2 separate regions of the Homo sapiens genome follow, and region 1 is linked to region 2. The links are chromatin contacts, found by Hi-C in ENCODE. All regions are on one chromosome and are shown on one strand. The core of a region is the stretch at or near the end of the contact, and the rest is flanking DNA. Distances in the headings are between cores, read along the strand shown.

Region 1 (5,495 bases), core at 1,076-3,575, 150 kb before region 2:
AATCCCAGCACTTTGGGAGGCCGAGGGGGATGGATCACTTGAGGACAGGAGTTTGAGACCAGCCTAGCCAATATGGCCAAACCCCATCTCTACTAAAAATACAAAAAAATTAGCCAGGCATGGTGGCTGGCACCTATAGTCCCAGCTACTTAGAGGCTGAGGTGGGGGAATCGCTTGAACCTGGGAGGTGGAGGCTGCAGTGAGCTGAGATTGTGTCACTGCACTCCAGTCTGGGCAGTAGAGTGAGACTCTGTCTTAAAAATAAATAAATAATTGACTTTCATGAGCATGAAGGATTCTCCAGAAATTGAGTTAGGTGCAGCCGCATGCTGGTCAGAACAGTCTAGCAAAGATGGCAAAGAGAGCTGGGGCTCGCCTGCATCTCTGCATTTCACACCTCTGATCTCGAGACTCAGCATCACCCTTGGCCACAGTGATCTCCAAGGGCCTCTGTGTGTCAGGCTCAGGGCACACAGTAGCTATGGGGGAGATGCCCTGGTGCAGGGTTCTGAGGAGGCCTACAAAGATCACTTCATCCAATCGGCATCCCCACTGTGTCACTCTGTGTCTGACTCCATCTTTGCTGATGTGTTTGTGTTAAAATGCAAAGCCATCTGGGAAGAACCATTGTCAGAATCCTTGGTAGCATCCTTCCCCTGAGATTTGGGTGGAAAGAGGCAGGTTTTGTGTTTGTTGAAGATAAAATGTCCTGTACTAGAGACTGTATTTGCAAGTCTTTCCCATCCTTGAGCCATTGCACAAGGCTGGTACCTTGTATCTAGGATTGCTTCCCCTGAAATGGATTGGAAAATAAAATGTTAAAATGTTAAAAAGTCAGAGAGAACATGAGTTCTAGTCCACTCTACCTCTAATTTGCTGGTTGACATTAGAAAATCCTTTTGCATATATACATACATCAAAACATCATGTTGTACACCATAAATACATACAATTTTTATTTGTCAGTTTTAAAATAAGGAAGTTCTTTCCCCTCTCTGACTTCATGTTCTTCCTCTGTAAAATGAAGGGGTCAGACTATTTCAGTTATTGGCCAACTTTTTTATTAGAAGAAGCCTTCTGTCAAGCAAAGTCTTAAGGAGCATCTCAAATAAAACAGATAAAAGTAGTCTCTGACCAAAATGTTTTTAAGGAAATGTTATGTCATTACTGTATAACAGGATATGTTTACTATACAAATTGGGACAGAGGTTGCTTTTAGAAGCAAGGAGGTAGTTGTGATTGGGACAGGGCACACAGAGAGCTTCTGGGGTGGCTGCAAAATGTTATTTTTTGACCTGAGTGGTTTCCTTGACCTGAGTGGTTTTCCTTAGGGTTATTCAGTAAGCTATTTTTATATTTATATTATGAATGCATTATAAAGTCAATTACTGAGAACACAAATGTGTCCATTAGATTTAGCTGCAAAAGGCAGAAAACCCCAAATAGAAGTGGCCTCAATAAGACAGAATTGTATGTCTCTTTTATGTAAATGAAATCTGGAGGTGAGCAGTCCAGGGCACTCACTGTAGGGAAGTGAGTCAGCAAGGTAACTCAGTGATCATCAGGACCAAGCCTCCTTCTCTCTATCAATTCAAAGTCCAAGATGACTGATTGAGTTCTGCCATCATGTCCACATTAGAGCTAGCTAGAAGAGGAATGAGAAGAGCATTCCCATTCACTTGAAGAAAACTCCCATAAGTCACACTCACAACCTTTGCTTACAACCCACTGACTAAAGCTTAACTGCACTGCCTTACCTATCTGCAAGGAAGGCTGGGAGATGTAGTTTAATCAGGGCACTATGGCCCCACTCAAGTGTAGTTTCTACAACAAAGGGAAAGGGGACCACTAGCAAAATCTGCCACAATGTATAAATGAATTTTGGTCTCTGATGTGTTCACATTTGACAGATGACTGATTTAGGTGTCTTTGTTGTTTTGCAGCCACAGTTTTAAATGCAGTCTCTGGTATACAAAATAAGGTGAATATTAATAGTTTGTGGAACTGCAGAAGTACAGAATGTGACTTAAAACCCCTGAACTAGAAACTCCCTGAGAGCTTTTCCAGCTTTGACATTCCAGAATTCTGTGGAAGTCCTGCCCACATATATGAGCTTACAGAGGTTTTCCTCTCTGGAGATTGGCAAGGGTGTTCTTGTTACCTTCAGGACTGAGAACTGTGCTCATTGTTTAAGTTAGCACAGCCCTAGCCAAGTATCATGAAAAGCGCTCTGTCATTCAGCAGTCTTCCCCCTTGGGCTGGGAGTTCCCCAGAGGTGGTATAGTTTACTGAGGCATTGAAAACTCAGGCATCCAAGCAGTAACAGCTTCTTAGTGGGGAGTGGCTCAGACTTTCCCTCCACAGTTTCAGAGATTGTTGTAGTAGAAGAGTCTACCCTTGATTCAACCCTTTTCATTTTTCAGAGGAGGAAGCATGGATCCAGAGAGGCTGAGAGATTTACTTGACGTGACCAGCAACTTATAGCAGGACTGGGCCTAGTACCAACTTGTTCTGATACTTTCTTTTTTGTCATTTTACAGATGAAACTGCAACCTAGAAAGGTAGCTTGCCCAGAGCCACATTGTTACTCAGAATAGATCAGAATTTGAATGCATACAATGCACGGCAGAGACTACACTTTAGCCTCTATGCTAAGAACTACTGCCTCCCACTGTGTGAGGACAGACTTTACTATGGGAGCAGGAACACTTCATCACACCACTTAGATGTCACATCCCTTCAGATCACCCTTTGCTCCAATTCTGTACTCCTTCATCAACCTCTTGATGTCTAATTCAACACCTTGGCATAGGGAATAATATGGCTTTAGGTGTAGAAACAAACTTTCTGCTAGTGCAAAAGCTCATCCTCCAGATGAGGGGGATGGGACATGTTGGTATTTTCCAGGAGCATCTGTCTTTCTCTGTGCAGCAATCCCCCAACACTGCAAACTGATCAGACGGAGCTTCAAAACCTGCAAAGGTTATGACCCTAGGTAGTGGGGACCACAACCTGTGGAGTCCTAATTAGGGAAAAGGAGTCAGGCTGGTGGGAGCAGGGGAAAGAAAAAAGAAAAAGTAGATAAGCTATACATCTGCCTTTCTTCATGGTCCAGGACACATAGCCCTCCTGTGCAAATAACTCACAATCTTCCTGTGCCCAACTATCACCAGACACCTCGGCTGATAGAATAATGTACATTAGCTCACTGCAACCTTGGCATTATCTGTACTGTACAAAGCCCTCTTCAGCACACAGCACAAGCACCATCCTAAAAAATCCCCAGCAAGCCTTTGACTCCTTGCAGTCAGCTACTCTCTTGCTGACTTACCCATTGCACCCTTGCAACATACTTTCATACTTCCTCTAACAAATCTGCTTTGCTGACCTACAACTGTCTTGGTAAATTCTTTCTACCACCTGCGTAGCACTGGCCCAAATAGTCACTACCTGAGACACAACTTCCCTGAAAAGCAGTGCCATCTCTGGGAGCTGCCCAAGCAACCTTCAAGTCTCTCTTTGCTGCAGCTTTCTAGGTTGTGCACAGTGGCACTACAGCAGCAAGGCCTTCCTGCCTGCTATCACTTACTTTTCCCTAGGCAAAGGGGCTGGGGGAAACATCCATTGGGTCTCCTGGACAACAGGAAAGTCTCAGGATAAGAGGCACTTTGGAGAATCACTGGAGCAACTCTAGCAGTTCAGCTAGTTGGCTCTTCAGGATTCTCCTTGTCCTCCAGCACAGAAGGCTTTTAATCCAGACAGAGGTGGAGGGAGGGTGGGATGAGCTAACGGGCCTGAGAGGAGACTTTGTATCTTAGAAGACATTCCAGAAGGACCTAGAGACAGAGGGTGTTGTTTTTGTCCTTATTCCGACAACTCTTCTGAGAGGATAGTTGGGGCTGGAGGATGCTGTGCAGCCTGTTTAGAGGGCAGGGAAGTTGAAACAGTGTGAGGGAACCAGTAGAGCTGACCTCCTGCCTCTGTAAAGAACATGACCCTGGGAAATCCCAAAGCTTCACATGGCCCAGTCTGTGAAGAGCCACATTGAAGAAAACAAAGTGTTACAGTTACAAATCATTTAAAAGTGCTACAATCTTCATTTTTATATCTCTAAGAGTATTAAAAGGGATCTAATTAATAATTCATAGAAAACTCCATTTCAGGCTGGGTGTAGTGGTTCACGCCTATAATCCCAGCACTTTGGGAGGCCAAGGCAGGAGGATTGCTTGAGCCCAGGAGTTAGAGACCAGCCTGGGCAACAGGCTCTATTAAAAAAATTTAAAAATTAACTGGCATGGTGGTGCACACCTATAGTCCCAGCCACTAGGGGGTGCTGAGGTAGAAGAATCACTTGACCCTGGGAGGTTGAGGCTGCAGTGAGCCATGTTCGTGCCACTGCACTTCAGCCTGGGCAACAGAACGAGACCCCTGTCTCAAAAACAAAACAAAAAACTCCATTTTGACCAGACACTGGTTCATGCCCGTAATCTCAGCACTTTGGGAGGCCAAGACAGGAGGATGGCTTGTGACCAGGAGTTCAAAACCAGCCCTGGCAAGATAGTGAGACCCTGTCTCTACAAAAAATTTAAAAACTAGCTGAGCGTGGTGACATGTGCCTGTAGGCCCACCTACTTGGGAGGCTGAGGCGGGACGATCACTTAAGCCCAGGAGTTCAAAGTTATAGTGAGCTATGGTTGTGCCACTGCATTCCAGCCTGGGTGATAGAGCAAGACTCTGTCTCAAAAAAACAAAAAAACTGAGATCTTACTGATTCCAGAATTTTCTCATGCTCACATTGATGCTTAGTCTTTCCCCCACTCACCTCCCTGGCCCTCTCCAGGAAAGAGAAAAAGTCTTGAAGAGGCCCAGCCCCTTGAAGAATGTAGTTCTTCACATGCCTCAAAAGAGTAAGGGCCAACTACAGTTTGCTAAAAGTTGGAGGAGCTTCCCCTACATAGTTTGGCCACAGAGTCATCCAAATTATTTTTGTGACCCAGACAGCAGCCCCAGACACTGCATCAGCTCGGTTCTGAAGCCAGAAGAAACTTTCTGCTCTCCGTAAGGCTCCTCTTCACCCCATTACATTCCTTTTCTCTCTCCACCTCCTGCTTTAATGTTCCCCTGCAGCCACACGTAAGGAATATCATCTTCTTTCTCTTAAAGGGACAATTATCGTTCACCTTGTCTCATAGATGTGAGACATTTACCTGTTGAGTAAACAGGATGTCTCCTCCGAGTCAGAAATGGATTTCTTCTGTTGAAAGGGATAGAAAACCCAACCCAAACCAGTATAAGCAAAAAGGCTTATGGAAAGAAAAAGTCCAGGAGCAGGGCTGTATATTACATAGGATTGCACTCTGCTGTGTGTCACAGAAACCTGATTCCAGCAGCTTTTATACCACTTTGCAAGCAATCTGGCCATCTGAGGATGACGCTGGGTCCATGCCATCATCAGGCTGCAGTTCCTTCTGTCAGCCTTTCCTTGTGGATTCCAT
Region 2 (6,038 bases), core at 349-2,848:
TTCCTAAGTCTAGATTCTTCCATTTCTCAACTAGTATTGATTGAGCCTGGTTCTATACCAGGCACTGTTCTAGGCACTAGGGAATTCATCTGTGAATAAGATACACAGAGCTCCTCTCTTCATGGAGTCCAAGAAGACAGTCATTAAACAAATAAACAAGAAAATATTGGGTAGTGATATATGTCATGAAGAAAATAGGGCAAAGTGATAAAGAGGGGAATTGACAGGAAGTCTACTCCAAACAGGAGCTCAGGAGGTGACATTTAAGCTGAAAACTGAATGACAAGAAGGAATTATTCATGTGAGAATCTTAAGGGAAGCAGTAAGTGCAAAGGCCCCGAGGCAGGTCTGGGTTTTGTGTGGCTGCAGCTTGTGAACTGGAGAAGTAGCATGGGCCCAGGAGGTGCAGAGCCTTCTAGGCCAGGGCAAGGAGTTTCTATTTTAATCTAAGTGCTATGGGAAGCCACTGGAAAGTGTTAAGCAGGGAAGTCATATGAATTGATGTACGTTTACACAAGATGTTTTAAAATAGTGGTCCCTGGGTGTTGTGAACTAGGAAGGTAGTACAAGGAGCCTAACATGCTTCTGCGCCCTGCAAGCTTGTTCACTCATCTAAACCTGGGGCCAGGAAACAGCTGTGCAGACACTGTTCCCTCCCTCAGCAAACTACTCCCCAGGTGTGCAGGTCCTACAGCCTGGGCAGGTCATGGGCACCAAGCCACCATCCAAGGGTGCATTCTCTCTGCATTTTATCCTCCTCCAGGGAGATCCCTCCCCTTCCCCTTCCCTACAGCTCATCTTAACGGCGCCTGCATTGCAAGGCACCGGTGCAGCCATCGAGCAGAGTATCTTGCTGGGGCCTGCCCAACACGGGTGCTGACCTGGTGAACAGGAAGCTCTCCACACAGCAGGGCAGGCAGGGCTGGGAGGCTGCGTGCACCCTGGGCTCACAGAGCTGTGGAGCCAGTGGACCTGGGACTGGGGTGAGGACTCACTTTCCCTTGGGGTTTCAACTTCAAAAGCAATGCCATCCTGCATGGGTTGGGGGCTGAATGACTCAGGCGTCCCCTTCTGCTTGTGGGGGCTGGGTCAGGGGTAGGGTGAGTGTGGCTTTTGCCTGGGGCTGGCCCCACTATGGGCTGCAGCTCTAAGCATGGAAGGACAGTAGTGGGCAGGCAGGGCGGGAAACGTACAGCAGCTCTTTCTGCCACTAACTTTCAGACCTCGAATGAAGAATCTGCCACCTTCCTGCCCTCTCTTTTCTGAGGTGCCTAAGCTTAGGGCACCACCAACAGAATCTCAGGAGTTGGGAGGCGGGTGGTAGGGAAGCTCGAAGGGTGGGACATATTGAAATTATTTTCTGTCACAGGCCTTCAGACCCCGATTTAGGCAGACTTTTCTATTCCTGCCTCTTATCTCGGAATGCTGTCAGCATGATCTTGGGGAACCCTGTGCCCAGTTCACACAGGACTCTGGCAAGACGGGGCTCCAAGCCTCTCCTTCCCCCTTTGCCTTGGAAGTTTAACTCTTCCTTGGCTTTGAAGAGCAAGGCAACTGGAAAATCAGGTCTGGCCAGTTTCATCCAAGAATGCTCCAGCGCATCTGGCTGGCAGCCATGAAGCTCCTAGGAATCAAGGCTCCCAGGGGCAAGCCAGGCATCAGCCTGGTGCACCAGACCTACACATGGCCCTGCCAAACCCTGCCCCGCTCCTCCTGCCCCTTGCCCCATCCTTGGCCCTGGTGAGTCTCACATTTTCACCCAGGCTGGAGTTCGGGGATGGGCTCTGTGGGAAACAGCAAGGGTCTAAGAGAGGCGAAGCATTTATTCATGATCAGTTCAACAAGAACTAACTCCCAGGGACTAGTTCTTACCCGGCCACACACTGTGTGACTTGGAGCTTGACTGATCTCGACTCTGGGGCTCTATTTCCCCATCTATACTCATCTATGATGAAAAGCAGGGACAGAAGCCCATCATCTCTAATGTCCATTTCAACTCAGACATTCCAGGAGCCTGGGAGTTTTCATGTTCCAGGTTACATGATGAGTCAGAGTCATGCCCTGTCTATAAGGGACATGTGGTGAAACAGGTATAAATAGGACTGGGGCAAGGAGGCAACCCTGGTCTGTGCAAGGAGCTCCCACTAGCTATAAGGCCCTGGGCAGCTCCCTTCCTTTTATGAACCTTAGTTTCCTATTATCAATAATGGCTGACATTAAATTAGAACTGACAATAAACTAGGCACTCTGATAAGTCATTTACCTTTATTATTTCACTGAATTTTCACAACAATCCTAAGAGATTGATGATTTTCTTATCCTTATTCTACAGAAGGTGAAATGAAGGCTCATGAGGTTAAATAACTTGCTCTAAAAGTCACCTACCTAGCAAATGACAGAGGCAGGGCTGACAGCCAGGCAGCCTGATGCCACGCCTGGGATCTTGGTCACTTTGCTTTCCTGCAGCCTCTGCATGTGCGGAAACAGCTCAGTTTGGCTAGAGCTCAGCCCCAGTGGAAAGGCCTTGTAGGAAGGAGAGAGAATAGTAGTTTAGAACCAGATAGCTAAACTTGGTTCCTGGCTAAGAGTTGGGACTATCTCACCATCGCCCAAGGAGTCACAGAAAGTTTTTGGGAAAAAAGAGTAAGAGTTCAGGACTGTGTTCTAGCTGCTGAGTGTCTTTGAGAGAGCATTTTGAACTAGTCTGCTATTCTTCAGCCACGGGGTTTCTCAACCATGGCACTATTGACATTGGGGCTGGATAATTCTGTTGCAGGGCTGATATGGTTTGGCTGTGTTCCCACCCAAATCTCATCTTGAATTGTGGCTCCCATAATCCCCCTGTATCATGGGAGGGATCCAGTGGGAGGTAATTGAATCATGGGGGTGTGTTTTTCTCATGCTGTTCTCGTGATAGTGAATAAGTCTCATGAGATCTGATGGTTTTACAAAGGGGAGTTCCCCTGCCTACGCGCTCTTGCCTGCTGCCAAGTAAGATATGACTTTGCTTTTCCTTTGCCTTCTGCCATGATTATGGGGCCTCCCCAGTCATGTGGAACGGTGAGTCCATTAAACCTCATTCCTTTATAAATTACCCAGTCTCAGGTATGTCTTTATTCTCAGTGTGAGAACTGACTCACACAAAGGCACTGTCCTATGCATTGTAGGTTGTTTAGCAGTATCCCCAGCCTCTACCTGCCAGATGCCATTAGCACCACCACTCCCAAGCTGGGTCAGCCAAAAGTATCTTCAGACATTGCCAAGTGTCCCTTGAGGGTCAAAATCACCTCCAGTTAAGAATCACAGCAGTAGAAACCATTTTTTCCCCCTAACTTGCACCCTGTCTTTTATTTTCTGCCCAGGGTTTCGGGAGTTTTCCACCATGACTATTGCCCTGCTGGGTTTTGCCATATTCTTGCTCCATTGTGCGACCTGTGAGAAGCCTCTAGAAGGGATTCTCTCCTCCTCTGCTTGGCACTTCACACACTCCCATTACAATGCCACCATCTATGAAAATTCTTCTCCCAAGACCTATGTGGAGAGCTTCGAGAAAATGGGCATCTACCTCGCGGAGCCACAGTGGGCAGTGAGGTACCGGATCATCTCTGGGGATGTGGCCAATGTATTTAAAACTGAGGAGTATGTGGTGGGCAACTTCTGCTTCCTAAGAATAAGGACAAAGAGCAGCAACACAGCTCTTCTGAACAGAGAGGTGCGAGACAGCTACACCCTCATCATCCAAGCCACAGAGAAGACCTTGGAGTTGGAAGCTTTGACCCGTGTGGTGGTCCACATCCTGGACCAGAATGACCTGAAGCCTCTCTTCTCTCCACCTTCGTACAGAGTCACCATCTCTGAGGACATGCCCCTGAAGAGCCCCATCTGCAAGGTGACTGCCACAGATGCTGATCTAGGCCAGAATGCTGAGTTCTATTATGCCTTTAACACAAGGTCAGAGATGTTTGCCATCCATCCCACCAGCGGTGTGGTCACTGTGGCTGGGAAGCTTAACGTCACCTGGCGAGGAAAGCATGAGCTCCAGGTGCTAGCTGTGGACCGCATGCGGAAAATCTCTGAGGGCAATGGGTTTGGCAGCCTGGCTGCACTTGTGGTTCATGTGGAGCCTGCCCTCAGGAAGCCCCCAGCCATTGCTTCGGTGGTGGTGACTCCACCAGACAGCAATGATGGTACCACCTATGCCACTGTACTGGTCGATGCAAATAGCTCAGGAGCTGAAGTGGAGTCAGTGGAAGTTGTTGGTGGTGACCCTGGAAAGCACTTCAAAGCCATCAAGTCTTATGCCCGGAGCAATGAGTTCAGTTTGGTGTCTGTCAAAGACATCAACTGGATGGAGTACCTTCATGGGTTCAACCTCAGCCTCCAGGCCAGGAGTGGGAGCGGCCCTTATTTTTATTCCCAGATCAGGGGCTTTCACCTACCACCTTCCAAACTGTCTTCCCTCAAATTCGAGAAGGCTGTTTACAGAGTGCAGCTTAGTGAGTTTTCCCCTCCTGGCAGCCGCGTGGTGATGGTGAGAGTCACCCCAGCCTTCCCCAACCTGCAGTATGTTCTAAAGCCATCTTCAGAGAATGTAGGATTTAAACTTAATGCTCGAACTGGGTTGATCACCACCACAAAGCTCATGGACTTCCACGACAGAGCCCACTATCAGCTACACATCAGAACCTCACCGGGCCAGGCCTCCACCGTGGTGGTCATTGACATTGTGGACTGCAACAACCATGCCCCCCTCTTCAACAGGTCTTCCTATGATGGTACCTTGGATGAGAACATCCCTCCAGGCACCAGTGTTTTGGCTGTGACTGCCACTGACCGGGATCATGGGGAAAATGGATATGTCACCTATTCCATTGCTGGACCAAAAGCTTTGCCATTTTCTATTGACCCCTACCTGGGGATCATCTCCACCTCCAAACCCATGGACTATGAACTCATGAAAAGAATTTATACCTTCCGGGTAAGAGCATCAGACTGGGGATCCCCTTTTCGCCGGGAGAAGGAAGTGTCCATTTTTCTTCAGCTCAGGAACTTGAATGACAACCAGCCTATGTTTGAAGAAGTCAACTGTACAGGGTCTATCCGCCAAGACTGGCCAGTAGGGAAATCGATAATGACTATGTCAGCCATAGATGTGGATGAGCTTCAGAACCTAAAATACGAGATTGTATCAGGCAATGAACTAGAGTATTTTGATCTAAATCATTTCTCCGGAGTGATATCCCTCAAACGCCCTTTTATCAATCTTACTGCTGGTCAACCCACCAGTTATTCCCTGAAGATTACAGCCTCAGATGGCAAAAACTATGCCTCACCCACAACTTTGAATATTACTGTGGTGAAGGACCCTCATTTTGAAGTTCCTGTAACATGTGATAAAACAGGGGTATTGACACAATTCACAAAGACTATCCTCCACTTTATTGGGCTTCAGAACCAGGAGTCCAGTGATGAGGAATTCACTTCTTTAAGCACATATCAGATTAATCATTACACCCCACAGTTTGAGGACCACTTCCCCCAATCCATTGATGTCCTTGAGAGTGTCCCTATCAACACCCCCTTGGCCCGCCTAGCAGCCACTGACCCTGATGCTGGTTTTAATGGCAAACTGGTCTATGTGATTGCAGATGGCAATGAGGAGGGCTGCTTTGACATAGAGCTGGAGACAGGGCTGCTCACTGTAGCTGCTCCCTTGGACTATGAAGCCACCAATTTCTACATCCTCAATGTAACAGTATATGACCTGGGCACACCCCAGAAGTCCTCCTGGAAGCTGCTGACAGTGAATGTGAAAGACTGGAATGACAACGCACCCAGATTTCCTCCCGGTGGGTACCAGTTAACCATCTCGGAGGACACAGAAGTTGGAACCACAATTGCAGAGCTGACAACCAAAGATGCTGACTCGGAAGACAATGGCAGGGTTCGCTACACCCTGCTAAGTCCCACAGAGAAGTTCTCCCTCCACCCTCTCACTGGGGAACTGGTTGTTACAGGACACCTGGACCGCGAATCAG

The links. A loop is a pair of places that touch in the nucleus more often than their neighbours do. Pooled maps may share reads with other maps.
Region 1: a loop to region 2 is called in a pooled map, with 6 times the contacts of the local background. The contact joins two enhancer-like sites. A Hi-C loop is called at or near these places in 4 of 50 pooled maps.

Annotation. Positions count from the first base shown.
Region 1 is chr5:151,718,286-151,723,780 of GRCh38, reverse strand. No RefSeq gene overlaps it. Among named protein-coding and RNA genes, the nearest start is that of ATOX1-AS1, 32 kb to the left of the region's middle. RefSeq lists silencers at 1,487-1,687, 2,147-2,347, 3,178-3,287, 4,219-4,513 and enhancers at 2,026-2,075, 2,096-2,165, 2,426-2,685, 2,756-2,935. Within about 2 kb of position 2,325, at least 3 of the 41 ENCODE cell types and tissues checked have a DNase peak (open chromatin) inside an H3K27ac peak, as active enhancers do.
Region 2 is chr5:151,566,276-151,572,313 of GRCh38, reverse strand. FAT2 (FAT atypical cadherin 2) reads left to right here. Exons shown (of 24, transcript NM_001447.3): 2 at 3,363-6,038. The coding sequence starts at 3,383. Among named protein-coding and RNA genes, the nearest start is that of FAT2, 22 kb to the left of the region's middle. RefSeq lists enhancers at 433-945, 2,842-2,931. Within about 2 kb of position 1,598, at least 4 of the 41 ENCODE cell types and tissues checked have a DNase peak (open chromatin) inside an H3K27ac peak, as active enhancers do.